Regions from separate parts of the Homo sapiens genome. Here region 1 is linked to region 2. Evidence: read pairs that join two places in POLR2A ChIA-PET (ENCODE). Cell type or tissue: HepG2. All regions are shown on one strand. Each heading gives the region's core, and the rest is flanking DNA. Links, peaks and the distances in the headings are about the cores only. Region 1 holds the start of ACOT1 (acyl-CoA thioesterase 1). Region 2 holds the start of ACOT6 (acyl-CoA thioesterase 6).

What was found. Peaks named below come from ENCODE experiments on the same cell type or tissue, not always from the same donor. Only the 100,000 strongest peaks of a DNase experiment are listed, where the experiment ranks them.
Region 1: POLR2A ChIA-PET joins it to region 2 with 12 read pairs; 3 of 35 experiments call an interaction of 5 or more read pairs at or near these places.

Annotation. Positions count from the first base shown.
Region 1 is chr14:73,530,488-73,546,168 of GRCh38, forward strand. All of the region lies in intron 1 of HEATR4 (HEAT repeat containing 4), which reads right to left. ACOT1 (acyl-CoA thioesterase 1) reads left to right here and starts at 6,656. Exons shown (of 3, transcript NM_001037161.2): 1 at 6,656-7,391; 2 at 11,006-11,208; 3 at 12,563-13,309. The coding sequence starts at 6,935. The coding sequence ends at 13,168. It overlaps LOC124903344 (a long non-coding RNA gene), which reads left to right. Exons shown (of 2, transcript XR_007064263.1): 2 at 578-870. It also overlaps the pseudogene NT5CP2. In HepG2, for the core only: a CTCF peak has its summit at 8,728 (motif pointing left); DNase peaks (open chromatin) are centred at 6,684, 7,454, 7,754 and 8,774; H3K4me3 peaks cover 2,770 bases.
Region 2 is chr14:73,600,205-73,615,885 of GRCh38, forward strand. It overlaps ACOT6 (acyl-CoA thioesterase 6), which reads left to right and starts at 12,313. Exons shown (of 3, transcript NM_001365788.1): 1 at 12,313-12,828. The coding sequence starts at 12,368. It also overlaps a transcript of HEATR4 not described here. RefSeq lists enhancers at 12,424-12,473, 12,491-12,990, 12,524-12,573 and a silencer at 13,649-13,893. In HepG2, for the core only: no CTCF peak of the experiment used is centred there; DNase peaks (open chromatin) are centred at 10,687, 12,237 and 13,567; H3K4me3 peaks cover 1,675 bases.

The sequences.
Region 1 (15,681 bases), core at 3,233-11,232, 74 kb before region 2:
CCCCTTTCTCCCTTTTTGCCCTCAAAAAGTTCCCCTCATTTTTTCCCCTCTACTTTCTAATTTCTCACCATGCACTCACACAGCTATACAGCTGTCTCCAGAGATTACTCTGGAAACTCTGCTATAAAGATGACCTGGTCTAATGCCTTGATTTGTTTTTTGTTTGTTTGTTTTTTTGAGACAGGGTCTCACTCTCCTGGAGTACAGTGGCGTGATCATGGCTCACTGCAGCCTTGACCTCCTGGGCTCAAGCAATCCTCCCACATAGCTGGGAGCATAGGCACATAGCACACCACTCTCGGTTAAATTTTTTTTTTTTTTTTTTTTTTTTTGTAGAGATAGAGTCTCACCATGTTGTTCAGGCTGGTCTTGAACTCCTGGACTCAAACGATCCTCCCACCTTGGCCTCCCAAAATGCTAGGAATACAGGCATGAGCCACTGCACCAGGCCTAATGTCCTGATTTTATAAATCCCAAAACTGGGGCCCAGAGAGGAGAGAAATCATTAAGATCACCATACTGCTTGGTATCTAAAGTAGTACTGACCCTTTTGACACCTAATCCAAAGTTTTTTCAGCTACCTCAGGTTGCCCCTCATCTTCCAGCTGACACCATCCAGCACCTTTCAGATACTGGCAAAGGAGCAGTGTTTCAAAATTACTTTCCAAATGGCCTCCTACAAGGCAGTCCTCAGAGAGAAGCAAGGTTCTGCATCTTAAACCTTCCTTGGTTTCTTAGGTTCCAAAGCTGTTTCTATCAGTCTCCAAGCAACCAACTCTTTAGAATTCCATGAGTCTACTCAGAGAACTTGTGGGTTCAGTCGGGGGTATATCTTCAACCATTTATTAAATTTCCTTCTTTGTAAACTGAGCTGTGAGAAATTGCATCTTATTTATTGATTATTTATTGAATGGTAGTTTCATGGAGTTTTTCGTCTTTTTTTTTTTTTTTGCGAGGGAGTCTCACTCTGTCGCCCAGGCTGGAGTGCAGTGGTGTGATCTTGGCTCACTGCAACCTCTGCCTCCCAGGTTCAAGCAATTCTCCTGTCTCAGCCTCCCATTACAGGCCACACCACCACGCCCCACTAATTGTTGTACTTTTAGTAGAGATGGGGTTTCACCATATTGGCCAGGCTGTTCTCGAACTCCTGACCTCAAGTGATGCACCTGCCTTGGCCTCCCAAAGTGCTGGGATTTGCAACTGTGAGCCACCACACCCAGCCTCTTGGTCATTCTTTGAAAAATAAACCTCAGCCAGGCGCAATGGCTGACACCTGTAATCCCAGCAACTTGGGAGGCTGAGGTGGCGGATCACCTGAGGTCAGGAGTTCGAGACCAGCCTGACCAACATGGTGAAACCCCATCTCTACTAAAAATAGAAAATTTAAAAAGAAAATCAGCTGGGCCTGGTGGCGCATGCCTGTAATCCCAGCTACTTGGGAGGCTGAGGCAGGAGAATCGCCTGGACCCAGGAAGCAGAGGTTGCAGTGAGCCAAGATCAGGCCATTGCACTCCAGCCTGGGCAGCAAGAGTGAAGTGCAGTCTCAAAAAATAAAAATAAAAAAACCCTCTAGATGTATGCGGCTCCATATTCTCCCACCACAAGGGTTTATAAATCCTGAGAAAGAGGCAAAGCAGGGAACACATGACCACATAGCTCTGGCAGGCGTCAGATTACCAGGCTGATAAAACAGATGGTAAAGTAGAAGCTGTCCGTTGACTTTTCCATTCCCCTTTCAGCTCCTCCACTGCTACTTAATCTCCTTTGCCCACACAGTTCAATCCTATTTTCCCTGATCTCCAAATCCTGGCTAGATTATTAGCCATTAACACTAGCTTTTACAAGGAGACTCTTCAATCTTGTATTTCTAGTAGTATAATTTCACACGTACAGAAATTCTTTAAGTCATAGAAGTCTTACAGATACAGAAATTCTGATCTTCAGGAGTCCTGTTGTGAAACAAACTAATTTATCCTGACAGCAGGAAAGATTTCTGGGCCTAAGGCTCTGTCTCGTTGACCCAGCTCATGCTATTCAGGTGGTCCATCTCTTGGTTCCAGGCAAGACTGCTGCTGCTGACCAACCTGAATATGGACTTTAGCACTTGGGCTCAAGCTGCACTCAGATGGTTGGACCACCATAAAAGAGCGAGAGGGTACGTTTTTGGTATGAAAAGTAAAGACTAGGCCGGGTGCAGTGGCTCACGCTCATAATCCTAGCACTTTGGGAGGCCAAGGTGGGCAGATCACAAGGTCAGGAGATTGAAACCATCCTAGCTAACACAGTAAAACCCCATCTCTACTAAAACATACAAAAAAATTAGCCGGGTGTGGTGGTGGGCACCTGTAGTCCCAGCTACTTGGAGGCTGAGGCAGGAGAATGGCGTGAACCCAGGTGGTGGAGCTTTCAGTGAGCCAAGATTGGGCCACTGCACTCCAGCCTGGGTGACAGAGCAAGACTCCATCTCAAAAAAATAAATAAATAAATAAAAAGAAAAGAAAAGTAAAGACTAAAAAAATTAAATATTATAACCCTGCTAAGGCAGGAGGATCCTTTGAGCCCAGGAGTTTGAGGCTGCAGTGAGCTATGATGGCACTACTGCAACCCAGCCTCAGTGACAGAGGGAGACCCTGTTTCTAATAAAATAAATCAAAACCCTGTTGAAGGTTCCTCAAAAAATTAAATATAGAATTACTATGTGATCCAGCAATTCTACTTCTGGGTACATATCCAAAAGAATTGAAAGCAGGGACTTTAACAGATATTTGTATACCCATGTTCATAGCAGCATACTCACAATAGCCAAACGGTGGAAAGAACCCAAATGTCCATCAGTGAATGAATGGATAAACAAAATGTGGAAGATACATACAACAGAATGTTATTCAGCCTTAAAAAGGAATGAAATGGGCCAGGCGTGGTGGCTCAGGCCTGTAATCCCAGCACTTTGGGAGGCCGAGGAGGGTAGATCACCTGAGGTCAGAAGTTCAAGACCAGCCTGGTCAACATGGTGGAACCCCATCTCTACTAAAAATACAAAAATTAGCTGGGTGTCCTGGTACGCGCCTGTAGTCCCAGCTACCTGGGAGGCTGAGGCAGGAGAATCACTTGATCCCAGGAGACGGAGGTTTCAGTGAGCTGAGACCGCGCCACTGCACTCCAGCCTGGGGGGACAGAGCAAGACTCCAAAAGTTCTGGAAATGGATAATGGTGATAGTTGTACAACAATGTAATGTACTTAATGTCACTGACTTGTACACTTAAAAATGGTTAAAATGGGCTTGTTCCAGCAGCTCATGCGTGTAATTCTAGCGCTTTGAGAGGCCAAGGCAGGATGATCACTTGAGGCCAGAGTTCGAGACCAGTCTGGGCAACATAGCAAGACCCTGTCTCTAAAAAAAAAAAAAAAAAAAAAAGGTTAAAATGAGGCCATGCATGCCTACAATCCCAGCACTTTGGGAAGATGAGGTGGTAGGGTCACTTGTTTGGGAAGAGGAGGTGGGAGGATCCTTTGAACCCAGGAGTTCAAGGCTGCAATGAACCATCATGGTGCCATTGCACTCCAGCCTGGGTGACAGAGCAAGACCTAGTCTCTAAAAAATAAGAGTTAAGGCCAGACACGGTGGCTCATGCCTCTAGTCCCAGCACTTTGGGAGGCTGAAGCAGGCAGATTACAAGGTCAGGAGTTTGAGACCAGCCTGGCCAACATGGTGAAACCTCGTCTTTACTAAAAATACAAAAATCAGCTGGCCGTGGTGGCATGTGACTGTAATCCCAGCTACTCAAGAGGCTGAGGCAGGTGAATCACTGGAACCCGGGAGCCAGAAGTTGCAGTGAGCCGAGATCAGACCACTGCACTCCAGCCTGGGCGACAGAGCAAGACTCTGTCTTGAAAAAAAAAAAAGAATTAAAAAAAGAAACATGGCCGAGTGTAGTGGCTCTTGCCTATAATCCCAACACTCAGGGAGGCCAAGGTGGGAGGATTGCTTAAGCCCAGGAGTTCGAGACCAGGCAACATAGGGAGACCCCATCTGTACAAATAATCTAAAAAGTTAGCCAGGTGTGGTGGTGCATGCCTGTGGTCCCAGGTGCTCGGGAGGCTGAGGTGGGAGAACTGTCTAAGCCTGGGAGGTTGAGGCTGCAGTGAGCTATGATCGCACCACTGCACTCCAGCCTGGGTAACACAGTGAGACACCCCGTCTTAAAAAACAAACAAGCAAATAAACAAATACTATGCATAAAACCTCAAGGCTCAAGAAACAACAGTTTGAAATAGTTAGATGTGTGTTTTTTTTAATTTTCATGTCTTATCTTTTCTGCTTTTTTTTTTTTTTTTAAGGGATGAGGTCTTGCTCTGTTGCCCAAGCTGGTATCGAATTCCTCCTGGGCTCAAGCAATCTCCTGCCTAGGCCTCCCCCCTAACAGCTGGAACTACAGGCATCTACCACTGCATTCAGCTACTGGGGGAGTGTTTGACTAGTCTTTTTAAAAAATATGTTAATATCTTGGTAAAAAGTATATTTATACTGTTCTCTAACCTGCTTTTTTTCATCAGTTTCATGGAAGAATGCTCATCATATATTCTTCTGCTTTATAACTAAACTGCTTTCATTTATGACATCACAATTAAACTGGTAAAACCAAATTTATATTGCTAACTTGTTTCTAATTTTTTCTCTATTAAAATGATATGATTAGCATCCTTGTAGCCAAATATTTACACATATTTATGAAGTTATACTTAAAACAAATTCCTAGACGTGGAACTGTGAGTCAAAGAGAAGGGATCTTTTAAATATTTTTGCATAGATTGCCATGAAAAGGTCATACCAGTTTATATATCCACCAATATGAGTTTCTTTTCCAAATCTTCTTCAACATCCTGTGAGAGACAGTTAAACATAGTTGTTCAGAGCCCAGCCTTGAGAATCAGATTTCAAACATATGAACCCTCTCCCTTTTTCTTTTCTTTTTCTTCTTTCTTTTTTTTTTTTTTTTTTTTTTTTTTTTTTTTTTTTTTGCCCAGGCTGGAGTGCAGTGGCGCCATCTTGGCTCACTGCAAGCACTGCCTCCAGGGTTCACGCCATTCTCCTGCCCCAGCCTCCCGAGTAGCTGGGACTACAGGCGCCTGCCACCACGCCCGGCGAATTTTTTGTATTTTTGGTTTTTTTTTAGTAGAGACGGAGTTTCACTGTGTTAGCCAGGATGGTGTCGATCTGCTGACCTCGTGATCCACCCGCCTCGGCCTCCCAAAGTGCTGGGATTACAGGCGCGAGCCACCGCGCCTGGCCCCTTTTTCTTGTTAGAGACAGGGTCTTATCCAGGTTGGTCTGAAACTCCTGGCCTTAAGAAACCCTGCCACCTCAGCCTCCAAGTAAACTGGGATTATAGGCGTGAGCCACCTCACCCAACTTCCACTTCCCAGCTGTATGATCTTCAGAAAATCAGTTAAATTCTCTGGGCCTTAATTTACTACTACGGTTCTTGTAAGTATTAACAATTAGCTACTATTATTTACCTTCTTTAGTTCCTGAGACTTCTATGCACAGAATATACTTGATGTGTGCCACAGAACCTATACAAAGGTAATTACAACTAACAGGGAGTTGTATGATAATGACATGGGACATGGGACATGAGAGCATTTGGAAAGAGATAAAAAGGCTTACCTTGAGGACAGCCTTATTAGGAGCAGAGGCAAACACAGGTTTTGTGAGTTTGAAGCTTACGCATTTATAGGTTTCTCTAATTACCAAGATAGGAAATTATGAAATCAGGTACAAGGGCTTGGGAGGGGCCTAAAGCTTAAGTTTGATGAAAAAAAAAAACCACCTCTGGTTGGAACCAATAGCCTATGAAAAAGTAGAAAAAAGCCCAATGCATGGGGAGCGCCGGTAGTCCCTTGAGGTGTTTGAGAGGCTGAGGCAGGAAGATGGCTTTAGCCCAGGAGTTTGAGGCTTGTAAGTGCGCAGTGATGGTAAACCGCCGCTGTACTCCAGACTGGCAACGTAGTGAGACCCTGTCTCTTTAAAAAAAAAAAAAAAAAAAAAAAAAGATGAGAGGTAACACTTGCCTGACTGGGACAAAAATGAGAAACCAGTATAAGAAAATAATAACTATTGGCCGGGCGCGGTGGCTCATCGCCTGTAAATCCCAGCACTTTGGGAGGCCGAGGCGGGCGGATCACAAAGTCAGGAGTTCGAGAAATTAATAACTATTACCTCATTTGGCTATTTTTACACCTGTAAGGAATAAAGCTCAGAGGTCACACAGCTAGTAAGAAGCCAGCACCCTTCGATGTGGGAGTGATGTGGAGGATAGGCATATACAGAGAACACGAAAGCAAAACACCATGGTGCAGATTTTGAAAGAAAAGCCCTAAGATTAGTAATGAGTGTGAATTATTCAACAAAGTGATCAAAACCAACTCCAGTCCTGCATTCCTCTTCGCCATCAGGAGTTTGGAGCCTGGAGACTGCTAGCTGCCTGGTTGTTGTTGTTTTTTTTTTTTTCTGAGACGGACTTTCGCTCTGTCGCCCAGGCTGTAGTGCAGTGGCATGATCTTGGCCAACTGCAAGCTCCACCCCCCGGGATCACGCCATTCTCCTGCCTCAGCCTCCCGAGTAGCCGGGACGAACCAGTCCTGGCCCAGCCCATTCCGCGAGCCAGCAAGCTTCTGAAAAGCAAACCTAGGAAGTTGCTTTCCAACATAAAGTGGAGGTTTCAACACAGGAGACTTTAAGCAAGTTCCAGTGTGTCTATATTTGGTCTGGCTGATCGGCTGGACTCTGGCCTTCCCCGCTCACATTAGCAGACAGCTCTGCCCTAGTGGGCGTTTAGCCTGCGACGGCAGCCCGAGAGGAAGAGTTGGGCAGAGTTGCAGGGGTCTCCACAGCTGAGGCAGTTTGGCCGGATTATTTGGGTTCCTGCTCGGATGGCGGCGACGCTGATCCTGGAGCCCGCGGGCCGCTGCTGCTGGGACGAACCGGTGCGAATCGCCGTGCGCGGCCTAGCCCCGGAGCAGCCGGTCACGCTGCGCGCGTCCCTGCGCGACGAGAAGGGCGCGCTTTTCCAGGCCCACGCGCGCTACCGCGCCGACACCCTTGGCGAGCTGGACCTGGAGCGCGCGCCCGCGCTGGGCGGCAGCTTCGCGGGGCTTGAGCCCATGGGGCTGCTCTGGGCCTTGGAGCCCGAGAAACCCTTGGTGCGGCTGGTGAAGCGCGACGTGCGAACGCCCTTGGCCGTGGAGCTGGAGGTGCTGGATGGCCACGACCCCGACCCCGGGCGGCTGCTGTGCCGGGTGCGGCACGAGCGCTACTTCCTCCCGCCCGGGGTGCGGCGCGAGCCGGTGCGCGCGGGCCGGGTGCGAGGCACGCTCTTCCTGCCGCCAGGTGACTCACCTCCGCTAATTGTTCCCCTCTGCCCATCCCTGTTCCTGCGCTTTCCACTGTGTGTGTGTGTGTGTCCCCTTCGCCCCGCCCCGCTCTTTTCGCTTGTGTGTGTGTCCCTCCTCCCGCCCCACCACCACCACCCCGGGCTATGTTGCCCAGGTAGGTCTTGAACTCCTGGACCCAAGCTATCCTCCCGCCTCTGCCTCCCCAAGAGCTAGGATTGCAGGGTGAGCCACTGCGCCCGGCCCTTTGAGGGGAGTTACACTTATTTTTTTATTTTTATTTTTTTTCGTCCCTGCGCTTTTCATACGGAGAAAGGATGTAGCTTCCAACATTCCGGAGGTTAGTGTAAGGAGACAGGAATGGAATGGAAAGTTGGTTGGGGAATTGCCCCTGCCGCTCCAAAACTGAGAGGTCCCTCAAACCTAGTGCTCAGTTAAAAGACATTGTAAGGGCTGGGCGCGCTGGCTCACGCCTGTAATCCCAGCACTTTGAGAAGCCGAGGCGGGCGGATCACGACGTCAGGAGATCAAGGCCATCCTGGCTAACACGGTGAAAACTCGTCTCTACTAAAAATACAAAAAATTAGCCGGGCGTGGTAGCGGGCGCCTGTCGTCCCAGCTACTCGGGACGCTGAGGCAGAAGAATGGCATGAACCCAGGAGGCGGAGTTTGCAGTGAGCCAAGATCGTGCCACGCACTCCAGCCTGGGCAATAGAGTGAGACTCCGTCTCAAAAAAAAAAAAAAAAAAAGGCATTGTAAGGAAAGAGAAAAGACACATAATATTAAAAACAAACAAAACAAAACAAAAAAAACAGGCCGGACGCGGTGGCTAACACCTGTAATCCTAGCACTTTGGGAGGCCGAGGCAGGCGGATCAAGAGTTCGAGACCAGCCTGGCCAACATGGTGAAACCCCGTCTCTACTAAAAATACAAAAATTAGCCAGGTGAGGTGGTGCACACCTGTAGTCCCACCTACTCGGGAGTCTGAGGCAGGAGAATCGCTGGAACCCTGGAGGCAGAGGTTGCAGTGAGCCGAGATCACGCCATTGTACTCCAGCCTGGGGGACAAGAGTGAAACTCCATCTAAAACAAAAACAAAAACAAAAAACAAACAACAACAACAAAAAATTTTCAAGTAGTTTCAATGTTCTTATTTATGTATGGACCAGGAAGTCACTTTTTTTTTTAATAAAAAGAATTCCAACTGGTTTTCTCACTGTATTTCCATGGCAGCTAGGAGGTGCCAGGTGGCTGGGCCTGTGACAGTGCAGAGGTTTTGGTGCCTGCCCGCCCACCATTGCTCCAGCTGCAGCTGCTGCCCCCTGCAGGGCCTGTTCGTTCCTGCTGCCTAGCTCCCTGCTGGCTGGCTATGATCTCCGTCCTGTTACCATTCCAGGAGAGCAGCCACCTCCCTGTGCATGGCAGGACCAGGTACTGATTGTGGCCTCTCCTCTTGGCCTCGAATGGTATCCTTGTCATCAGTGAGCAAGTCCCCAAAGACCACGGTCTTGTCCATTGTCAGGATAATTCACTCCACAAGCTGGGACTCCAGGTGCTGCTCTACCCAGCGGTGCTTCTCACCCACACAGTGGTCATACTTTGGCAGGGGCTGGTGCAGTGTGAAGACCTCGGTGTTTTGCATGTGCTTCATCTCTTGCAAGGCCCTCTGGGGTTGGGCTTCAAGACTAGGGAAAAGCCTAGGGCTTCACACCCATGGGCCACTTTATCCACCAGGTCCGGCAGCAGGGTGAGGTACTGCTTCCAGACCAGGAAGCTGCGGTGCTGCTGCAGTGTCACATGCAGCTCCCTGAGAAGCGGCGGCTGAAGCCCCACAGGATGCCGTCTGGAAGCTGCCAGCACGCGGTCCCTGTCCATCAGCACACGCGTGGGCTGTGCTCATCGCTGCCGGGGCACTGGGGTTTCTCGGGATCCTAGGGGTATGGGGCCCAGAAATGTTCTTTAAAAGTTTCTCATTTTTGCAACTTTTCTTTCAATTCACACAGTATGTTAAGGTTTATGTAAATTAGCATTTACAATAGGAAAGCCTCTTCCTGTCAAATGGAAATTTGAGGTTACTGGATACTTTTATATTACATAAAGAGCAATCAGCCAGTGTAGAAATGATGCTTATCCTTATTAATAATCAAAGAAATGCAAAATAAAACAACAGAGTACATTTCACACCCTCAGAAGTGGCCCACTTTTAGAAGCTAGCATTATCAATTGCTGACCAGTATGTGGAGGAAATGAAACTCACTGCTAGAAGGAGTCAACATATTCATCTGCTCTGGGCAACAATTTGTCTTAACTTACAAAGTTAAATATGTTATTCTACTTGTACATGTGCACCAGGAGGCATATTCCTTATAAGAGGAAAGCCATTGCAGATGAGCAGTCTGGATTAATTTAAAAAAAGAGCAAAGTCAACTGGAAACAGTCCAAATGTCCATCAACAATAGAACAGATTAATAAATTGAGGTATATTTCCAGCAGTCAAAGTGATTGAACTACAGCTAGAAGAATCAACATCTATCAAGATATACAAAAGAAAAGAAAAAAATAAAAAAGAATCAACATGGATGAATCTCCAAACCACTGTTGAGTGAAACAGTCAAACACTAGGAGAACACATTCAGTATCATTCCATTTAGATACAGTTCAAAAAATAGGCAAAATAAAATATTGTTTAAGGTACATAATCTAAGTGGTAATACTATGAAGAAAACCAAGAGTGATACACAGAAAGTCCAGGATACTGGAAAGAGAGGAAAGGGCACAGGGGTCTGTGGGACGTTGATGGTTTGCGGGTATCAGCACTGAACTATGTCTTAAAAGTGTTGCCTGTAAGGTGTTTGCATTCTTTTTTTTTTTTTTTTTTTGAGACAGTGTCTCGCTCTTTCGCCCAGGCTGGAGTAGTGGCACAATCTTGGCTCACTGCAACCTCCAACTCCCGGGTTCAAGCGATTCTCCTCCCTCAGCCTCCCGAGTAGCTGGGATTACAGGTGGCCGCCACCACACCCAGCTAATTTTTGTATTTTTAGTACAGATGGGGTTTCACCATGTTGGCCAGGCTGGTCTCGAACTCCTGACCTCAGGTGATCCACCCGTCTCAGCCTCCCAAAGTGCTGGGATTACAGGCGTGAGCCACCAGACCCAGCCTGCATTATTATTCTTTAATTTTGTGTGAAACACAAAACCTTTAATGTAAATGATAAAAATATTCAGTAAGTGGAGTCATTCAGAATGAGTAGCCTTTTGAGTCTGTCTCCATTGAATAAGTGCATTCTGTTGAGTGCACTGGAGAGGAATTTGTGCTCTTCTATGTAGCAGTCTTTCTTTTTGTTTCTTGGTGGTGCACCATTAAATGGATTCATTCACCAGTTAAAGGACATTTGGGTTGTTTCCAGTCTTTGGCTACAATGAATAAAGTCACTATAAACACTTGCCAGAAGTTTCTGGACGAACACAGGTTTTCATTTCTCGTGGGTAGATACCTAGGAGTGGGATTGCTGGGTCACATGTGTGGTAAGTATATGTTTAACTTGGTAAGAAACCATCCAACTGTTTCAGGAATAGCTTAGTTTTGCATTTTGTTTTGTTTCTTCCCAAGAACCTGGGCCCTTTCCTGGCATTGTGGACATGTTCGGAACTGGAGGTGGCCTGCTGGAGTATCGGGCTAGTCTGCTGGCTGGGAAGGGTTTTGCTGTGATGGCTCTGGCTTACTATAACTATGAAGACCTCCCCAAGACCATGGAGACGCTCCATCTGGAGTACTTTGAAGAAGCTGTGAACTACTTGCTCAGTCATCCTGAGGTGAGTTCTTCTCTCAGATTTATGGGCTATGATGTATCAGGTCTCTTCTTAAATGGTCTGGGTTTTCACAGAAGTTAGCTCATTCATGACAGCCATTCCCTACCCCAACACACACTACCTTTTTTAGTCACTTCTTATAGACAGTTTCTTTCTTTCTTCTTCTTCTTCTTTCTTTTTTTGAGATGGAGTCTCACTCTGTTGCCAGGCTGGAGTCCAGTGGTGCGATCTTGGCTCACTGCAACCTCCACCTCCCAAGTTCAAGTGATTCTTGTGCCCCAGCCTCCCAAGTAGCTGGGATTACAGGCACCTGCCAACATGCCTGGATAATTTTTGTATTTTCAGTAGAGACGGGGTTTCACAATATTTGTCAGGCTGGTCTTGAATTCCTGACCTCAAATGATCCACCTGCCTTGGCCTCCCCAGGTGCTGGATTACAGGCATGAGCCACTATGCCTAGCCTAATTTTTGTATTTTTTTTTTTTAGTAGAGATGGGGTTTCGCCATGTTGGCCAGGCTGGTCTCAAACTCCTGACCTCAAGTGATCTGCCCACCTCGGCCTCCCAGAGTGCTGGAATTACAGGCATGAGCCACCACACCTGGCCTCTTATAGACAGTTTCTATTCAATTCTATATTACTATATTTCCTGCTAGTAAAGATATTTGTAGTTGGTATTATGCAATTTTAAATTCCAGTATGTTTTTTCTTTCTTTTTTTTTTTTTTTTTTTAAGACGGAGTCTTGCCGTGTCAACGAGGCTGGAGTGCAGTGGCATGATCTCGGCTTACTGCAACCTCCACCTCCCAGGTTCAAGCGATTCTCCTGCCTCGGCCTCCTGAGTAGCTGGGACTACAGGCGCATGCCACTTCTGCCTGGCTAATTTTTGTATTTTTAGTAGAGACAGGGTTTCACCATATTGGCCAGGCTGGTCTCGAACTCCTGACCTCAAATGATCCACCCGCCTCAGCCTCCCAAACTGTTGGGATTACAGGCGTCAGCCACCACGCCCGGCCATGAGATGACGTACTTGTTGATGACGACTCAGTTTAGTTATGACAGTGGGAATGGGTGGCTCAGGTGGGAGACAGAAAAAGATCATGGGAGATAATGAGATTAAGGAACTGAGAAACCAGAGTAATTGATAGATCTTCCACATGGTTATCACCAAGAGTGGTGATGGACAAATTGTGGAAAGGAAGAGATAGAGGGGAGGTAAATTCCCAAAGCTGCAAATCTGGGTAAATGGTAGAACCCAGATTCAGACTCAGGTTCAACTAACTTCCAGGGTGGGCACAACTCACCATATTCCACTGTTTGTGGAGCCATTCTTCTTCTTTTTCCTTTGTCCCTTTCTCAGGTAAAAGGTCCAGGAGTTGGGCTGCTTGGAATTTCCAAAGGGGGTGAGCTCTGCCTTTCCATGGCCTCTTTCCTGAAGGGCATCACGGCTGCTGTCGTCATCAACGGCTCTGTGGCCAATGTTGGGGGAACCTTACGCTACAAGGGCGAGACCCTGCCCCCTGTGGGCGTCAACAGAAATCGCATCAAGGTGACCAAAGATGGCTATGCAGACATTGTGGATGTCCTGAACAGCCCTTTGGAAGGACCTGACCAGAAGAGCTTCATTCCTGTGGAAAGGGCAGAGAGCACCTTCCTGTTCCTGGTAGGTCAGGATGACCACAACTGGAAGAGTGAGTTCTATGCTAATGAGGCCTGTAAACGCTTGCAGGCCCATGGGAGGAGAAAGCCCCAGATCATCTGTTACCCAGAGACAGGGCACTATATTGAGCCTCCTTACTTCCCCCTGTGTCGGGCTTCCCTGCATGCCTTGGTGGGCAGTCCTATTATCTGGGGAGGGGAGCCCAGGGCTCATGCCATGGCTCAGGTGGATGCTTGGAAACAACTCCAGACTTTCTTCCACAAACACTTGGGTGGCCACGAGGGGACAATCCCATCAAAAGTGTAAATTTTATTTGATCATGTGGCCTCTCTGTTGCTAATCTCTCCTGGAAACATCTGCCACATTTAGTGTGTGTATGTGTATTCATTCTTTCTCATAACTTCTTAAAGTTTCTTCCCCTCATTATTAAAATGAATTTACCAGTAAGAATGAGTTTTTAAGATTTTTATAAACTGTATACTTTATCAGTTTGGGAAGGGAGTAACTGTAGGAAACACAAGAAGTGGAAAAAGTCTCCTCTTCCTATCTCAACACACAACTGATAAGGCTTTAGTTCTGAAAGGAAAAGTGAGTAACATCAATTAACAGTGTCTGGTACGTAAATGGAGTTCAATAATTATTTGCTGAATGAGTATAAGTGAGCCAGGCGTGGTGGCTCACACCTGTAATCCTAGCACTTTGGGAGGCCAAGGTGCGCGGATTACTTGAGGTCAGGAGTTTGAGACCAGCCTGGCCAACATGGTGAAACCCCATCTCTACTAAAAATACAAAAAATTAGCCGGGCGTGGTGGCGCATGCCTGTAGTCCCAGCTACTCAGGAGGCTGACGCAGGAGAATTGCTTGAACCCGGGAGGCAGAGGTTGCAATGAGCTGAGATTGCACTACTGCCCTCCAGCCTGGGTAACACAGCAAGACTATGCCTCAAAAATAAATAAATTAATTAAATAAATAAATGATTACCTACTGTGGAAGAAAAGCACATAATATAAAAAGTATATCAGATTTGAGTTTCTCCTTTAAGAATGGAAGTTAACATCTTGCCTATAAACTGATTACTAGTTAGATATAAAACTACTAAAACTTTTCAAAACCAATACATATTTAGTTCTTTGATATCTTCTCCTTGGATTAATAAGGATTCTCCTAGTGCAAATAAATTTTATGTTCCTGTTTATACATATGGACCTTTAGGATTTAATTGTTTCAAAAGCTGATAAAACATTATTGAGATGAATTACATAAGCGATTTTAACAATGACAAATGTGAAATTCAATAACAATTTAGGCTTGGCATGGTGGCTCACACTTGTAATGCCAGCACTTTGGGAGGCCAACGCTGGTGGATTGCTTGAACCCAGGAGTTCAAGACAAGCCTGGGCAACATGGCAAAACCCCGTCTCTACAAACAAATACCAGACATTGTGGCGGATGCCTGTAGTCCCAGCTACTGGGGAGGCTGAGGTGGGAGAACTGCTTGAGCCCTGGAGGCAGAGGTTGCAGTGAGCCGAGATTGTGCTACTGCGCTCTAGCCTGGGTGACAGCAGGATACTGTCTCAAAAAAAAAATAAAGAAAAAGAAAGACAATATTTATATCACTTGATATAAATAGTTACACAATAAACTTGATTTTTTCTTAAACCTTAGTTGTATTTAAAAGAAAAAAAAAACCTTAATTTATTATTATTTTCTTTCCTTTTTTTTTTTTGGAGGCAGGGTCTCATTCTGTTGCCCAGGCTGGAGTGCAGTGGCACAGTCACGGCTCACTGCAGCCTCAACCTCGTAGGTTTAAGCTATTCTCCCACCTCGGCCTCCCTAGCAGCTGAGACCACACAGGCACACACCACCATGCCTGGCTAATTTTTAATTTTTTGTACAGATGGGGTCTCCCAATGTTGCCCAGGCTAGTCCTGAATTACTGAGCTCAAACAATCCTCCTGCCTCAGCCTCCCAAAGTGCTGAAATTACAGGTGTGAGCCACCGCTGCCAGCTTCCGGCACCTTTTTTCTAAAGGAATTCATGGTTTTGTAGCAGTAGAATATAACCAGATCTACAGTAGAGAGATGATACCCTGAGATGAAGCTACCTCCTGTGTTACTCTGCAACCCAGGAATGCAGCTGGTGCCATGTCTCCAAACTTCCACAAGAATGCCAGTGCTGGGCATGGAGCCCCATTTAGAGTACACATGACCTGAGGCTCTGAAAACTCTTAGAGATGATGCAATCTGGGACAGTTGCTCATAGCTGGCCTGGCCAAGTCCCACCCCAAGATGCCAGGCCACAACACAAAATTTCAAGTCATATTGTTTTATCTTTTCCCTTGCAATTATATAGTATATGACTCTCTTAGAAAAGTGCAATAGTTAAAACTTGTTTTAGTAGATGCTAGATCCCAAACTTGAGTCTGCTGAAGCCCTTTTGAGACCTTAGGGACCCTATTCTCCATTCTTAGAAATTCAGGCTGGTGAATATTAGATTCAAAAGCACCACAGATGAGCCGGTGGTTGTAGAAGTACATGCCTGTAATCCCAGCTACTTGGAGGCTGAGGCAGTAGTAGTATTGCTTAAGCCCAGGAGTTCAAGCCAGCCTGGGTAACATAGTGGGACACCATCTTATAAAAACAATTTTTTTTTGAGACAGTCTCGCTCTGTTGCCCAGGCTAGAGTACAATGGCTTGATCTCGGCTCACTGCAACCTCCGCCTCCTGGGTTCACGTGATTCTCCTGCCTCAGCCTCCCAAGTAGCTGGGATTACAGGCGCCCACCACCACACCCAGCTAAATTTTGTATTTTTAGTAGAG
Region 2 (15,681 bases), core at 7,389-15,388:
CACCGGAGAACACGCTGCCAATTCCTTCATTAGTGTTCAATTTACTCTCTGTGAGTTGTTCTCTGTAGCTTTTGGTTCTACCTCCTGAGTTGAAACCTTTATTTTCCATAAGAAAATGAGTTAGCAATTAAATTTAACCTGCCTCCTAGATGGAAAAGGGGAGTTCAAAGTTCTCTTTTAATTTTGTATTCTCTGCCTTTTAAGTTCCAGCTCATAGTGGAACTGGAATTATTCTTCAGCCAGAACAATTTTCTTTTTTTTTCCAAGACGGAGTTTTGCTCTTGTTTCCCAGGCTGGAGTGCAATGGCGTGATCTCAGCTCACTACAACTTCTGCCTCTTGGGTTCAAGCAATTCTCCTGCCTCAGCCTCCCAAGTAGCTGGGATTACAGGCACCCACCACCACACCCGGCTAATTTGTTATGTTTAGTAGAGACAGGGTTTCACCATGTCGGCCAATCTGGTCTCAAACTCCTGACCTCAGGTGATCCACCTGCCTAGGCCTCCTAAAATGCTGGGATTACAGGCATGAGCCACCACGCCCAGCCAGCCAGAACAATTTTCTTAAAAACTTTGTGGGGTTTTCTAAAAATCTCAGTGGGTTTCACTCCACTAGACAAAATACACCTCTAGATATCTGTTTAAGAACTTCTCGGCCAGGCGTGCTGGCTCACGCCTGTAGTCCCAGCACTTTGAGAGGCCAAGGCGGGCGGATCACCTGAGAGGTCAGGAGTTCGAGACCAGCCCGGCCAACATGGCGAAACCCCATCTCTACTAAAAATACAAAAATTAGCCAGGTGTGGTGGTGCGTGCCTGTAATCCCAGCTACTCAGGAGGCTGAGGCAGGAGAATTGCTTGAACCCAGGAGATGGAAATTGCAGTAAGCCGAGATTGTACCACTGCACTCCAGCCTGGATGACAGAGTGAGACTCTGTCTCCAAAAAAAAGAAAATGACAATTAAATGAAATATTTTTGTAAGTGTTTAAATGACCCATCAGGTAAATGTACCTGAAGCTTTGACTGTCTTCCCAAAAATATGGATTTGACAAACCAAACATTGGTTATAAACTACTTTAGCAGGTCAGTGTGGTGGCTCATGCCTGTAATCCCAGCACTTTGGGAGGCTGAGGCGGACAGATCACTTGAGGTCAGGAGTTCGAGACCAGCTTGGCCAACGTGGTGAAACCCTATCTCTACTAAAAATACAAAAATTAGCTGGGCATGGTGGCGCACGCCTGTAATCCCCACAACTTGGGAGGCTAAAACAGGAGAATTGCTGGAACCTGGGAGGCGGAGATTGCAGTGAGCTGAGATCGCGCCACTGCATTCCAGCCTGGGCAACAGAGTGAGACTCTGTCTCAAAAAAGAACTACTTTAGCAATTTATAAGTCAGCAAACCAATATGTATTTAAATTGGATCATTTTGTCTTTTCCATGATGAGTCATAGAAACCATAACCTTTAATAACAAAACCTTTAGGGACTCAGGAAAGACAAGGCAGCCATCCTGGTTCTCCATGAGTCCATGCTTAACATTGGACTTATGTCCTCTTGAATACCAGTTATTTCTCTAATTTAGGTGCATAGCACTGATAACCAATGGGTTTTTACAGATAATTTATCTTAGACCATGGAATTCAAATGATTTTAAATAGTAATAGTTAAAACACTTCTGACAAGGAGAGCTGGTTATTTCTGTGGTCTACAATAACAACATAATTATGCTTTTTTTTTTTTAATCTTATTTCATTTTTTTGAGACGGAGTCTAAATCTGTTGCCCAGGCTGGAGTGCAGTGGTGTAATCTCGGCTCACCACAACCTCCACCTCCTGAGTTCAAGCGATTCTCCTGCCTCAGCCTCCTAAGTAGCTGGGACTACAGGCACGGGCCACCGTGCCTGGCTAATTTTCGTATTTTCAGTAGAGACGAGGTTTCACTATGTTGGCCAGGTTGGTCTTGAACTCCTGACCTTGTGATCCGCCCGCCTCGGCCTCCCAAAGTGCTGGGATTACAGGCATGAGCCACTGCACCTGGCCTAACAACATAATTATGTGTTGGGAGCCAAAAAGGTCAAAGGGATCATGACCAACCTAGCATTCCACTGGAGGCTATATGATTTATCATGAATGCAGGATGTGGGCAAACTCGCTTCTGTGCCTGCCCCAGAAGATTTGCTGAGGGCAATCGCTTCCTGGTGCCGAGCTCCTTGAGGTTATTTACTGGGACATCTAGAGAATGCAGTCTTACAAGACTACTGTAGACCAAGCAGCTGGTCCCTTCTTCCACCCCGCTTCTCACTATCTTTTTTGCCTAATAAATACAGAGGGCTGTGTAAAGCTCAGGGCCCTTGTCCACTAGAGGCAAGTTGCCTCCTGACTCCTTCTTCCAAACATATTCTTTTGTCTCTTTATTCCCGCGTTCTCCCCGCTTTGTTCAGTCCCCCAGGGATCCTGGCAGGCTACAATTATGATTGATACCATATACTCAGATGTATTAGAACGTAGAAATTCCATACAATTTTGGAACATATATTAATATCATTCACTAAAATATAACTTGAAGAAGAGTAAATCTTTTTTTTATTTTGACAATGCTTCCCATGTAACTAACCACGTCAAATAATCCTGTTTACCTCTCTTTTAAATGCTTCAGGGGCCCTCTGTAGCATCTCAAATTTAGAGATGAGAAAAGACAATTCTGAGGCTGAAATTTGATTTTGGGAAGCCTGTTAAATATGTTAAAGGTTTACAAAAATGTACATTCCCATGCCTTCTTACAATCTTTTACCAAAAACACATTTTACTCTCCTCACACACCTTGCATGTAAAACTATTTTTAGTAGTCTTAATTGTATGTTACAATGATGACTCTTAGCAATTTTTAATTTTAATGTAAAACCTGGTAACTTATTTTAATTATGTACTAGGTACAAATATGGTCTGACTCTTTCCAGCACAGCTGGGGGCGTGGTTAATTCCATATGTCCCCAGGCCTTACCAAGCTGTAAAGCAGGCAAGTTGAACTATTTTCAAAAGCCAAAGAAGCAGTTTATGACCTTAAATAATTTGGCAAACCTAATATTTGAACGTAATTTAGAACACGTTTACATTTTGAAGACATTTGCATTTTACCAATAATCTGTTTTTTTTGTTTTTTGTTTTTGTTTTTTTTGAGATGGAGTCTTGCTCTGTCGCCAGGCTGGAATGCAGTGGCACATTCTCGGCTCACTGTAACCTCTGCCTTCTGGGTTCAAGTGATTCTCCAGCCTCAGCCTCCCGAGTAGCTGGGACCACAGGCGCATGCTACCATGCCCTGCTAATTTTTGTATTTTTAGTATAGACAGGGTTTCACCATGTTAGCCAGGATGGTCTCGATCTCCTGACCTCATGATCCACCCACCTCAGCCTCCCATATTTTACTAATAATCTTTAAAACTGCTTTTATTTCCCAAAGACTACTAAAGTCACATGAACTAAAAGGCATTATAGTTTTTTTCTTTCAAAACATTTGATCGAAGTGCTTATTTTTCTTTTCTTTTCTTTTTTTTTTTTAGACGGAGTCTTGCTCTGTTGCCAGGTTGGAGTGCAGTGGTGCAATCTTGGCTCACTGCAGCCTCTTCCTCCCAGGTTCAAGCGATTCTTCTGCCTCAGTCTCCTGAGTAACTGGGACTACAGGTGCGCAGCACCACACCCAGCTAATTTTTGTATTTTTAGTAGAGACAGGGTTTCACCATTTTGGCCAGGATGGTCCAGATCTCTTGACCTCATGATGTGCCTGCCTTGGCCTCCCAAAGTGCTGGGATTACAGGTGTGAGCCACCATGGCCGGCAGGTGCTTATTCTTCTTTAAGCCAATTAATCAGAGTCCTTTTATGCAAACATCACACACATAACACATATATACAACTACACAAACAGACAGAAGAAAATCCAGTAGTTGTAAGATTTTTCATTTGCTAATTTCTTTTTTTTTTTTTTTTTTGAGATGGAGTCTCGCTCTATAACCCAGGCTGGACTGCAGTGGCTCAATCTCAGCTCACTGCCACCTCCACTTTCTCGGTTCAAGCAATTCTCCTGCCTCAGCCTCCCAAGTAGCTGGGACTACAGGCGCCTGCCACCATGCCTGGCTAATTTTTGTAATTTTAGTAGAGATAGGGCTTCACCATGTTGGCCAGGCTGGTCTCAAACTCCTGACCTCAAGTCATCCACCCACCTCGGCCTCTGAAAATGCTGGGATTACAGGCATGAGCCACTGCACCTGGCCCAGTTTCTTGTTTTTTTGTTTTGTTTTGTTTTGTTTTCTGAGCTGGAGTCTTGCTCTGTTGCCCAGGCTGGAGTGCAATGGTGTGATCTCAGCTCACTTCAACCTGCGCTTCCCAGATTCAAGTGATTCTGCTGCCTCAACCTCCCAAGTAGCTGGGACTACAGGCATGCGCCACCACACCTGGCTAATTTTTTTGTATTTTTAGTAGAGAAGGGGTTTCAACATGTTGGTCAGGTTGGTCTCGAACTCCTGACCTCAAATGATCCACCAGCCTTGGCCTCCCAAGTGCTGGGATTACAGGCGAGAGCCACCATGCCCAGCTAGCCAGTTTCTTAATTGGATTACTGGCCTCAGGGTGGAGCCCTTCAAGAAACAGGGGCAAGGAAAACATGCAGTTTCTAAGGTCTAATAAGCAGGCACAGCTGGAAGACAAAAACAGATTTTGAGAGGGATCTATCCACTTTTAATTCTTGGGGTTTCATAAGGAAAACAGAGGGTTTCCCAAAACAGGGTCTTGTGGCACCTCCTGTTTTTCCCAATGAGTCCCAGGCTACCAGAAGTTATCTTAGTGCTTCTCATGTGTGCATAAGAGTGGCAAGACAAAACGGAGAAAAATAATTCAGTTAACTGAGAAGAAAAAAAAAAAACCTTTTTCCAGCAAAACAAGATCCAAGAAGAAAAAAAAACATAAGGGCCCTTTAGATATATCTATAGTTTGGATATCCACTTTCAATTAAGCTGACTTTTAACCATAGTGCTCTTTTAAAAAAAGTCCTTTTAAATGTCTTATTACCCGACTCTAGCCATGCAAGATTGAAACTGCCTTTGCAAAATTATGACTGAGACAGTGAAAGAGATCTAACTTAACCGACTCCACCTTGCTTCTAACCTCCAAGCTGTCCTTGTTCATTCCTTGGTGTAGGCTGAACTAACTTTGGGAGGAACTTAGTTTATAGGTTATAGTTTAAAACAAAGATGATAACAGCCCTTTCCCAAAAACAAACCTCCTCGCCTGGGAACTAGACTACTGACATCAACCACAAGATTAGAAATCATGGTTTAGGAATCATGCAGCTGGAGGCTGTAAGATTCTTTTTTTTTTTTTTTTTTTTTTTTTTTTTTTTGAGATGTAGTCTCACTCTGTTGCCCAGGCTAGAGTGCAGTGGTGCAATCTTGGCTCACTGCAACCTCCATCTCCTGGGCTCAAGCAGTTCTCCTACCTCAGCCTCCCAAGTAGCTGGGATTACAGGTGCCTGCCACCATGCCCAGCTAATTTTTGCATTTTTAGTAGAGACAGGGTTTCACCACATTGGCCAGGCTGGTCTTGAATTCCTGACCTCAGGTGATCTACCCACCTTGGCCTCCCAAAGTACTGGGATTACAGGCATGAGCCACAGTGCCTGGCTGGGGGCTACAAGATTCTAACCCTCCCTAAACTGTTCCTAAGATCAGTGCTTGAGATACTTTGCAGACCCTACACTTCAGGGATCAGCTGGCATCACCCAGATCGATTAACCGGCTCATCGGATCTTGTGGCCCCCACCTAGGAACTGACTCAGTGCAAAAGAACAGCTTCAATTCCCTGTGATTTCATCTCCTACCTAACCAATCAGCACTCCCGGCTCACTGGCTTCCCACCACCCACCAAGTTGTCCATAAAAACTGTAATCCTCCCTGACGTCGGGAGTTCAAGACCAGCCTGACCAACATGGAGAAAACCCGTCTCTACTAAAAATACAAAATTATCCAGCCATGATGGTGCATGCCTGTAATCCCAGCTACTCGGGAGGCTGAGGCAGGAGAATCACTTGAACTCAGGAGGTGGAGGTTGCGGTAAGCCGAGATCCTGCCATTGCACTCCAGCCTGGGCAACAAGAATGAAACTCTGTCTCAAAAAGAAACAAACAAACAAAACAAAACAAAAAAAAAAAAAACTGTGATCCTCAAACACTCGGGGAGACTGATTTGAGTAATAATAAAACTCCAGTCTCCCACACAGCTGGCTCTGTGTGAATTACTCTTTCTCTATTGCAAATCTTGAGAAATAGGGTCTATCTAGCAGTGGCCAAGGTGAACCCATTTGGTGGTTACAAAATCAGCTCTCTCTAGGAAGCAGGCAAGGTGAACCCATTGGGTGGTTACAAAACTGCCAATATGTCTGGCTTTTGAGCCTTACCAAAGGTAACCTCCCAGGTGCACAGAGAAAGGAAAATTCAAAATGATTCATGGAGGGGAAGAGAATCAACAAATGGTAAACATCACTCAGATATCAAACCAATCAGGACTCCTTCCCTGAGCCCGGAATTGAACCTAGGCCACTGTGCGAGAGATCACACAGTGATCTTAGCTACTGAGCTACAGCACTGGGCAGTCTTCATTCACCTTCCCAGAAGGAGTCTAGAGTAGTTGATTCTGAGCTTGCAAAGGCTTTTAACTACTCAATAATTTTTAGAGCTAACTATAACATGATCCCCCAAATTTCTGTTCACTGGAAGGTGGAGACCAAGAGGAAGTACCATCTTGTGGTTACAACGTCAAGCTCTCAAGGTCATAAAACAAGATGGAGGCCAGGCACTGTGGCTCACGCCTGTAATCCCAGCACTTTGGGAGGCCGAGGTGGGTGGATCACGAAGCCAGGAATTTGAGACCAGCCTGGCCAACATGGTGAAACCCTGTCTCTACTAAAAATACAAAAATTAGCTGGGTGTCATGGCACGTGCCTATGATCCCAGCTACTCGGGAGGCTGACGCAGGAGAATTGCTTGAACCTGGGAAGCAGAGGTTGCAGTGAGCCAAGATTGCACCACTGCACTCCAGTCTGGGTGACAGAGAGAGACTCAGTCTCAAAAAAATAAAAAAAGAAAGAAATGTCCTGAACTGTACCTTGGCCCCTTTTAGCCAGGGCTGGAGTGGCTGGGACACAGGGCACCAAGTCACAAGGCTGCACACAGCAGGAGGGCTCTGGACCCAGACCAAGAAATCATTTTTCCCTTCTAGGCCTCCAGGCCTGTGATGGGAGGGGCTGCCATGAAGGTCTGTGACATGCCCTGGAGACATTTCCCCATTGTCTTGGTGATTATCATTAGGCTCCTTGTTACTTATGCAAGTCTCTGCAGCCGGCTTGATTTTCTCCCCAGAAAATAGGGTTTTCTTTTCTTTTCTTTCTTTTTTTTTTGGAGGAAGACTTTCGCTCTTGTCACCCAGGCTGGAGTGCAATGGAGCGATCTGGGCTCACTGCAACCTCTGCCTCCTGGGTTCAAGCAATTCTCCTGCCTCAGCCTCCCAAGTAGCTGGGATTACAGGCATGCACCACCACGCCTGGCTAATTTTTGTATTATTAGTAGAGATGGGGTTTCACCATGTTTGCCAGGCTGGTCTCGAACTCCTGAACTCAGGTGATCCACCCACCTCGGCCTCCCAAAGTGCTGGGATTATAGGCATGAGCCACCATGCCCAGCGGGGTTTTCTTTTTTCTTTTGAGATAGAGTCTTGCTCTGTTGCCCAGGCTGAAGTACAGTGGTGCAATCTTGACTCACTGCAAGCTCCGCCTCCTGGGTTCAAGCGATTCGCCTGCCTCAGCCTCCCGAGTAGCTGGGATTACAGGCGCCTGCCACTGTGCCTGCCTAATTTTTGTACTTTTAGTAGAGATGGGGTTTCACCATCTTGGCCAGGCTGATCTTAACCTCCTGACCTTGTGACCCACCTGCCTTGGCCTCCCAAAGTGCTGGGATTACAGGCATGAGCCACTGTGCCCCGCCAGGGTTTTTCTTTTCTATAGCATAGTCAGTCTGCAAATTTTCCAAACTTTTATGCTCTGCTTCCTCTTGAACGCTTTGCTGCTTACATATTTCTTCTGCCAGTTACCCTAAATCATCTCTTTCAAGTTCAAACTTCCACAGATCTCTGGGGCAGGGGCAAAATGCCACCAGCCTCTTTGCATAGCAAGAGTGACCTTTACTTCAGTTCCCAACAAGTTCCCCATCTCCATCTGAGACCACCTCAGCCTGGACTTCATTGTTCATATCACTATCAGCATTTTGGTGAAAGCCATTTAATGAGCCTCTAGGAAGTTCCAAACTTTCTCACATCTTTCTGTCTTCTGAGCCCTCCAAGTCTCTAGGCAGTTCTAAACTTTCCCACGCTTTCCTGTCTTCTTCTGAGCCCTCTAAACGGTGCCAACTGCTGCCTGTTACCCAGTTCCAAAGTCGCTTCCACATTTTTGGGTATCTTTACAGCAGTGCCCCACTCTCTGTGATACTAACTTACTGTATTAGTCTGTTCTCACACTGCTAATAAAGACCTACCTGAGATGGGATAATTTACGAAGGAAAGAGATTTAATTGACTCACAGTTCAGCATGGCTGAGGAGGCCTCAGGAAACTTACAATCATGGCAGAAGGGGAAGCAAACATGTCCTTCACATGGCGGCAACAAAAAGTGCTGAGCAAAAGGGGGAAAGCCTTTATAAAACCATCAGATCGCATGAGAACTCACTCACTATCACCAGAACAGCATGAGACTAACCACCCCCATGATTCAATTTCCTCCCACCAGGTCCCTCCCAGGACATATGGGGATTATGGGAACTATAATTCAAGATGAGATTTGGGTGGGGACACAGCCAAACCATATCAGGTGTAATGCTAACCCTCTGTGTACAGGTTTTGTGAACGATATTGATTGTATGGGGGAGACTGAGCTCATGTCACTATGCCATCAATGAGAATTGGCTGGTGAATACCAATCCTCCATAGCCATGACTGGGTTGCTGAATAAAATGATGCAGTGTGCATCCAAAAGCTGCCTCTTCCTCTGTGGGTGATCTGGGAGTGAGCCAAACATGGGATGGACAATGTCATACCTGGAAAGCTGGCAGATGATGGGATCCTGGACATTGGGCATGCTGGGGGTGCTCCTGCATATCACCCCTGGGTACAAGAAACATCATTGGGCCAGTAGTCTAAAAGTATGCACCATGCTTATTAGGAACCTGCCAGGTCGTGGCTGATTCTAGGTTTAGGTCCTCTATGAAATTTTTGGTACCATATATAGGAGTCAGTGCTCATGAAAAAAATGATAAGAAAACTGTGCCTGATATTGCTGCTTCCAGTGCCACTGCCTTGGCAGCACAGGGACATCCTTCAACTCCCTTGGGAAGGTTGTTCTATTATTTATTTTATTTTATTTTATTTTTGAGACAGAATCTCGCTCTGTTACCCAGGCTGGAATGCAGTGGTGCGATCTCGGCTCACCACAACCTCTGCCTCCCGGGTTCAAGCAATTCTCCTGCCTCAGCCTCCCGAGTAGCTGGGACTACAGGCACGCACCACCATGCCTGGCTAATTTTTGTATTTTTAGTAGAGACGGGGTTTCACCATGTTGGCCAGACTGGTCTCAAACTCCTGACCTCGTGATCCACCCGCCTCAGCCTCCCAAAGTGCTGAGATTACAGGCATGAGCCACCGCGCCTGGCCAGGTTGTTTTAAACAACAGAATTCCTCTACCCTTTTTTTTTTTAGACTAATTGGGAGGAGTGTGTGCCACTGCCAACACCTCCTGGTGTACCTGGATAAACACCTCAGGCATGGTGGAGACATAGGTAGAGGATCTGGAAGCAGGCCTACTGGTTGCAGTCAGAGTGGCTACCTAAAGAATCTTTCTTGGACCTCAAAACTTCTTGCCTGGATCACTAGGACTTGGGGGTAGGCCACAGCTCCAAGCAAGCCTGATCATCCTGCTTATTATAGTAGTCTCCTGGGCCTAATGCAATATATTCCGGCCATGGCTTAACAATGTTGCACCGAGATTGTTTCAGTCAAGTGTCGCTTTTTTTTTTTTTTCTTTTAGAGGGAGTCTTGCTCTGTCGCTCAGGCTGGAGAGCAGTGGCGAGATCTCGGCTCACTGCAATCACCACCTCCCGGGTTCAAGCAATTCTCCTGCCGCCGCCTTCTGAATAGCTGGGATTACAGGCGCGTGCTGCCACGTTCAGCTAATTTTTGTATTTTTAGTAGAGACAGGGTTTCACCATGTTGGCCAGGCTGGTCTCAAACTCCTGACCCCAAGTCATCCGCCCCCCTCGGCCTCCCAAAGTGCTGGGATTACAGGCATTAGCCACCGTGCCCGACCAAGGTGCCATATTAATATGATCAGACAAACCTCTGCCTCCAGATCCTGGGGGTCTGGAGGGCATATGAAATGTACTAGGTTTACTAAAGGAGGTATCTGGGTTGGGGATGGACTGCAGGGCAGTTCTCTGGTTGGCCTTGGACTGACTCAGTTCTCCCCTCTTTCTCACTAGTAGTTCTCAAGCATAGAACGTGCTGGGAATGTAACATCCTGAGAGAGGGACGGACTGGCTGGAATAGCCCTGGCTCTATTCCAGCCCCTCCCTACAAACAGGATGTCTTTCAATGCTTTAACCCAGCAGTCACATGACCCCAGAGTACAAAACTCAGGGCAGCTGCAGTGCAAGTGGGGCACACACACATGAGATTCCATCACCCAGGCAGCATTCCTGAGCCTTGGGGGACTGGTTTCCAATGATTCTTAGGCTTCTGTCATTCTTTGCTGCCTATCTGTAAGTAATAAATCCAGTTCATGTAAATTGTTGTATTAAATATATGAATGTGTTTTCTCACTGGACTCAGACAAGTTGGTAACCAGCATACAGTGAACTTGCTTCATAGAGTCTAATACCTTTTTGTTCAGTTTATACATGTTTACTGAGCTGGGCATCACTATATGCTCTTCTTCCTTCTCCACCCTGCTATGTTCCCAGCTAGGTTGAGCTGTGTGGTTGGGTTTGGCCAAAGAGAGGCATTAGCAAGATACTGAAAAACAAGAGGAGAGTCAAGGGACTTATAGTCTCCTCCTTCCTGCCACAAACCATAGGTTCCTTCTAAAAAAGGTACAACTCCTATCAGACTGCCCCCTTCCCTTGAACCTTCAGATTCAGGGTTCTACACCGAATCTTGTTTCATTGTTTTTGTTTTTAAATCTTGCCCATGCCTTTGTAGATAGTACCTTTATAAAACTCTCCTCAATTACACAGGCTGAGAGTGCCACTTGCTTACTGCCAGAACTCTGTATGCATACAACCCAAAATGGACTCTGCCAGTGATTAGATTTGTGAGGTAAGAAACAAAACAAAACTTTCACTGGGTACTAACCTACAGGTGTGTCAGTGTAGTGTTTTTACACATTAGCCCATTTAATGGTCACAATAAGCCTTTTCAGATAAGAAAACTGAATTTAGAGGGTTATGTTTCTTGCTAAAGATCACCAGGTATTAATATTAAGGATCAGGGTCAGACCAGAACTCGGCTAGGTCTGCCTCCCTAAACATCTGCTTTGCTCCAGGTACCATTAGCCCTGGAAAAAAGGCTTGGTAAGGGACTGAGGGGTAAAGGACGGATTACGACCATGTTTCTCCAAGGGGTCACCTGAGTACAATCACCTGGGATGCTTTTTCAAAATCTAGATTCTTGGACTGTATCTCTCTCAATCCTTTAGCTCTCAGTGGTTTTTGTGCCTCTATTTCGACACTCACCACATTGGATTGCAGGAATAGTCATTAACTCTTTTTTTTTTTTTTTAGACGGAGTTTTGCCCTTGTTGCCTAGGCTGGAGTACAATGGTGCAATCTTGGCTCAATGCAACCTCTGCCTCCTGGGTTCAAGCAATTCTTCTGCCTCAGCCTCCCAAGTAGCCGGGATTACAGGCATGCGCCACCACACCTGGCTATTTTGTATTTTCAGTAGAGATGAGGTTTCACTCTGTTGGTCAGGCTGGTCTTGAACTCCTAACCTCAGGTGTGATCCACCCACCTCGGCCTCCCAAAGTTCTAGGATCACAGGCGTGATCCACCGCCCCCGGCCGGATTGGTCATTAACTCTTATTTCAGCAGATACTCTTTCATTTGGGACACTGGTGTATTTGCACAAATTCTAGGCGCCCCACGCAGCGGCCTGGAGCCTGTCCCCAAGTCCAACCAATGGGAGTAGTGTTAAGGGCTCCGCCCTCGACTACTTTCCAGCGCTCGGCAAAGCCGCCAGGCCCGCCCACTGACTCCGCGGAGCTGGGTCGCCCCTGTTCTACCCAGATTGGGATGGCAGCGACGCTGATCCTGGAGCCCGCGGGCCGCTGCTGCTGGGACGAGCCGCTGCGCATCGCAGTGCGCGGCCTGGCCCCGGAGCAGCCAGTCACGCTGCGCACGTCCCTGCGCGACGAAGAGGGCGCGCTCTTCCGGGCCCACGCGCGCTACCGTGCCGACGCCCGCGACGAGCTGGACCTGGAGCGCGCGCCCGCGCTGGGAGGCAGCTTCGCGGGGCTCCAGCCCATGGGGCTGCTGTGGGCGTTGGAGCCCGAGAAAGCCTTGGTGCGGCTGGTGAAGCGCGACGTGCGGACGCCCTTCGCCGTGGAGCTGGAAGTGCTGGACGGCCACGACACCGAGCCCGGGCGGCTGCTGTGCCTGGCGCAGAACAAGCGCGACTTTCTCCGGCCGGGGGTGCGGCGCGAGCCGGTGCGCGCGGGCCCGGTGCGCGCCGCGCTCTTCCTGCCGCCGGATGAGTAGTCTGCCCAGAATTTGGTCGAGCTCTGCGACCCCCACCGGCCCCTTTCCTGTCCTGGGAATCGCGTGATTGTGGAACATCCCTGAACTTGTTCCTTCGCTCCAGAGTCTGTCATGGATTCTGAGTCTGGGCGTCCGCTGTTGCCCAGGCTGGAGTGCCGTGGCTGGATCGTAGCTCACACTGCAGCCTCGAACTCCTGGGCTCAAGTCCTCTCGCCTCAGCCTCCTGAGTAGCTACTCCAGTCTTTCCTTTTTAAGTTTCACGTCCCTCCCTGGAGGCACCACCACTTTAGCTATGTGCTGAATAGTGCATTCAACTTATTATATATTTATTGAGAGCCACTATGTGCCAGCCATGTGGTTTTGTTTGAATACGATATGGGCAAAACCTTAAGCTGATGTGCAAGAAGGATTTTTGCCTCCTTTCACATCAAACTTCCAAAGAAGCTAAAATCCACAGTATTGGCAATGCCCTTTAATTGTTTAAAAACACACACAAAACTGCCTGACAGTCCTCTCCCTTCTATCATAAACATGCTGTACGTGGTTCTCAACCTGCAATGATTAGCCGCCCTCCCTGGGGGAAATTTGGCAATATCTGGAGACATTTGTGGTTGTCATATCTGAAGGGAGAGGTGCTATTGGCATCTAGCAGGCAGAGGCCAGAGATGCTGCTAAACATTCCACAATGCACAGGACAACCACCAGAACAAAGAATTATCTTGCTGAAAATGTCTGTACTACTGAGGTTGAGGAACCCTAGTCTAAGTAAACACAGGATGTTTGCTAGGTAAAGGTAGCCCAGAAAGAAGACTCCTGATTAATCCCTTCTAACTAAATTCCTGACTTAAACCTCTACCATATAAAAATGATGAGCCGGGCACAGTGGCTCAGGCCTGTAATCCCAGCACTTTGGGAGGCTGAGGTGGGCAGATCACTTGAGCCCAGGAGTTCAAGACCAGCCTGGGCAACATGGTGAAACTCTGTCTCTACAAAAAAAAAAAAAAAAAAAAAAAAATTAGGCAGGCATGGTGGTGCATGCCTGTAGTCCCAGCTGCTTGGGAGGCTGAGGTGGGAGGATTGTTTGATATCAGGAAGTAGAGGTTGCAGTGAGCTGAGATCACGCCACTGCATTCCAGCCTGGACAACAGAGTGAAACCCTGCCTCAAACAACAACAACAACAACAAATTCTAGAGTTGCAACAGCACATAGAATCCTTAAACCGAATTCTGTGATTATTCTCCAAAACAAGAAAACTTGCTTTATTTTTACAGCTCTTCAGCAATTCTTAGCCTTAACTCGTGGCTGCCCACTGTACTGTGAATTCCTGGGGCTGGAATTGGGTCTTACAGATTTCTAAATATCCATGTTCCTAGAGGCTTTCGCAAGGATATAGTAGGAGCTCAATAAATCATACTGACTGGGCCAGGCGCAGTGGCTCACACCTGTAATCCTAGCACTTTGGGAGGCTGAGGTGGGTGGATCACTTGAGGCCAGGAGTTCAAGACTAGCCTGGCCAACATGGCAAAACCCTACCTCTACTAATTATATAATACAAAAAAATTAGCCAGGCATAGTGGCTCACACATGTAGTCCCAGCTACTAGGGAGGCTGAGGTGGGAGAATCGCTTGAACCCGGGAGGCTGAGGTTGCAGTGAGCCAAGATTGCGCCACTACACTTCAGCCTGGGCGACAGAGCGAGACCCTGTCTCAAAAAAAAAAAAAAAAAAATCACACTGACTAAGAATCAACTAAAACCTTTCATTAAAAACAAACAAGGAGCCGGGCGCAGTGGCTCACGCCTGTAATCCCAGCACTTTGGGAGGCCGAGGCAGGTGGATCACCTGAGGTCAGGAGTTCGAGACCAGCCTGACCAACATGGTGAAACCCCGTCTCTACTAAAAATACAAAAGTTAGCCGGGCATGGTGGTGGGTGCCTGTAATCTCAGGAGGCTGAGGCAGGAGAATCTCTTGAACCCAGGGGGCAGAGGTTGCAGTGAGCCAAGATCGCACCGTTGCACTCCAGCCTGGAGGACAGAGCAAGACTCCATCTCAAAAAAAAAAACAAGGCGGCCAGGCGCGGTGGCTCACGCCTCTAATCCCGGCACTTTGGGAGGCCAAGGTGGGTGGATCACGAGGTCAGGAGTTCAAGACCAGCCTGGCCAAGATGGTGAAACCCTGTCTCTACTAAAAATACAAAAAATTAGCCGGGCATGGTGGCGGGCGCCTGTAATCCCAGCTACTCAGGAGGCTGAGGCAGGAGAATTGCTTGAACCCGGCAGGTGGAGGTTGCAGTGAGCCAAAATCACACCACATCACTCCAGCCTGGGCAACAGAGAGAGACTCTGTCTGATAAAAAAAAAAAAAAAAAAACAAAAAACAAAAAAAACCAGCAACAACGAAAAAAAAAACAAGACTGGGCGCAGTGGCTTACGCCTGTAATCCCAACACTTCGGGAGGCCAAGGTGGGCGGATCATCTGAGGTCAGGAGTTTGAGACCAGCCTCACCAACATGGTGAAACCCCATCTCTACTAAAAATACAAAATTAGCCAGGTGTGGTGGCACATGCCTGTAATACCAACTACTCGGGAGGCTGAGGCAGGAGAATCGCTTGAACCCGGGGGGAGACGGAGGTTGCAGTGAGCCGAGATCGCACCATTGCACTGCAGCCTGGGCAACAAGAGTGAAACCTTGTCTCAACAAACAAACAAACAAACAAACAAACAAACAAACAGGCTGAGTGCAGTGGCTCGCACTTAAAATCCCAGCACTTGAAGAGGCCGAGGTGGGAGCATTGCAGTGGGAGGATTGCTTGAGGCCAGGAGTTTGAGACTAGCCCAGGCAGCATAG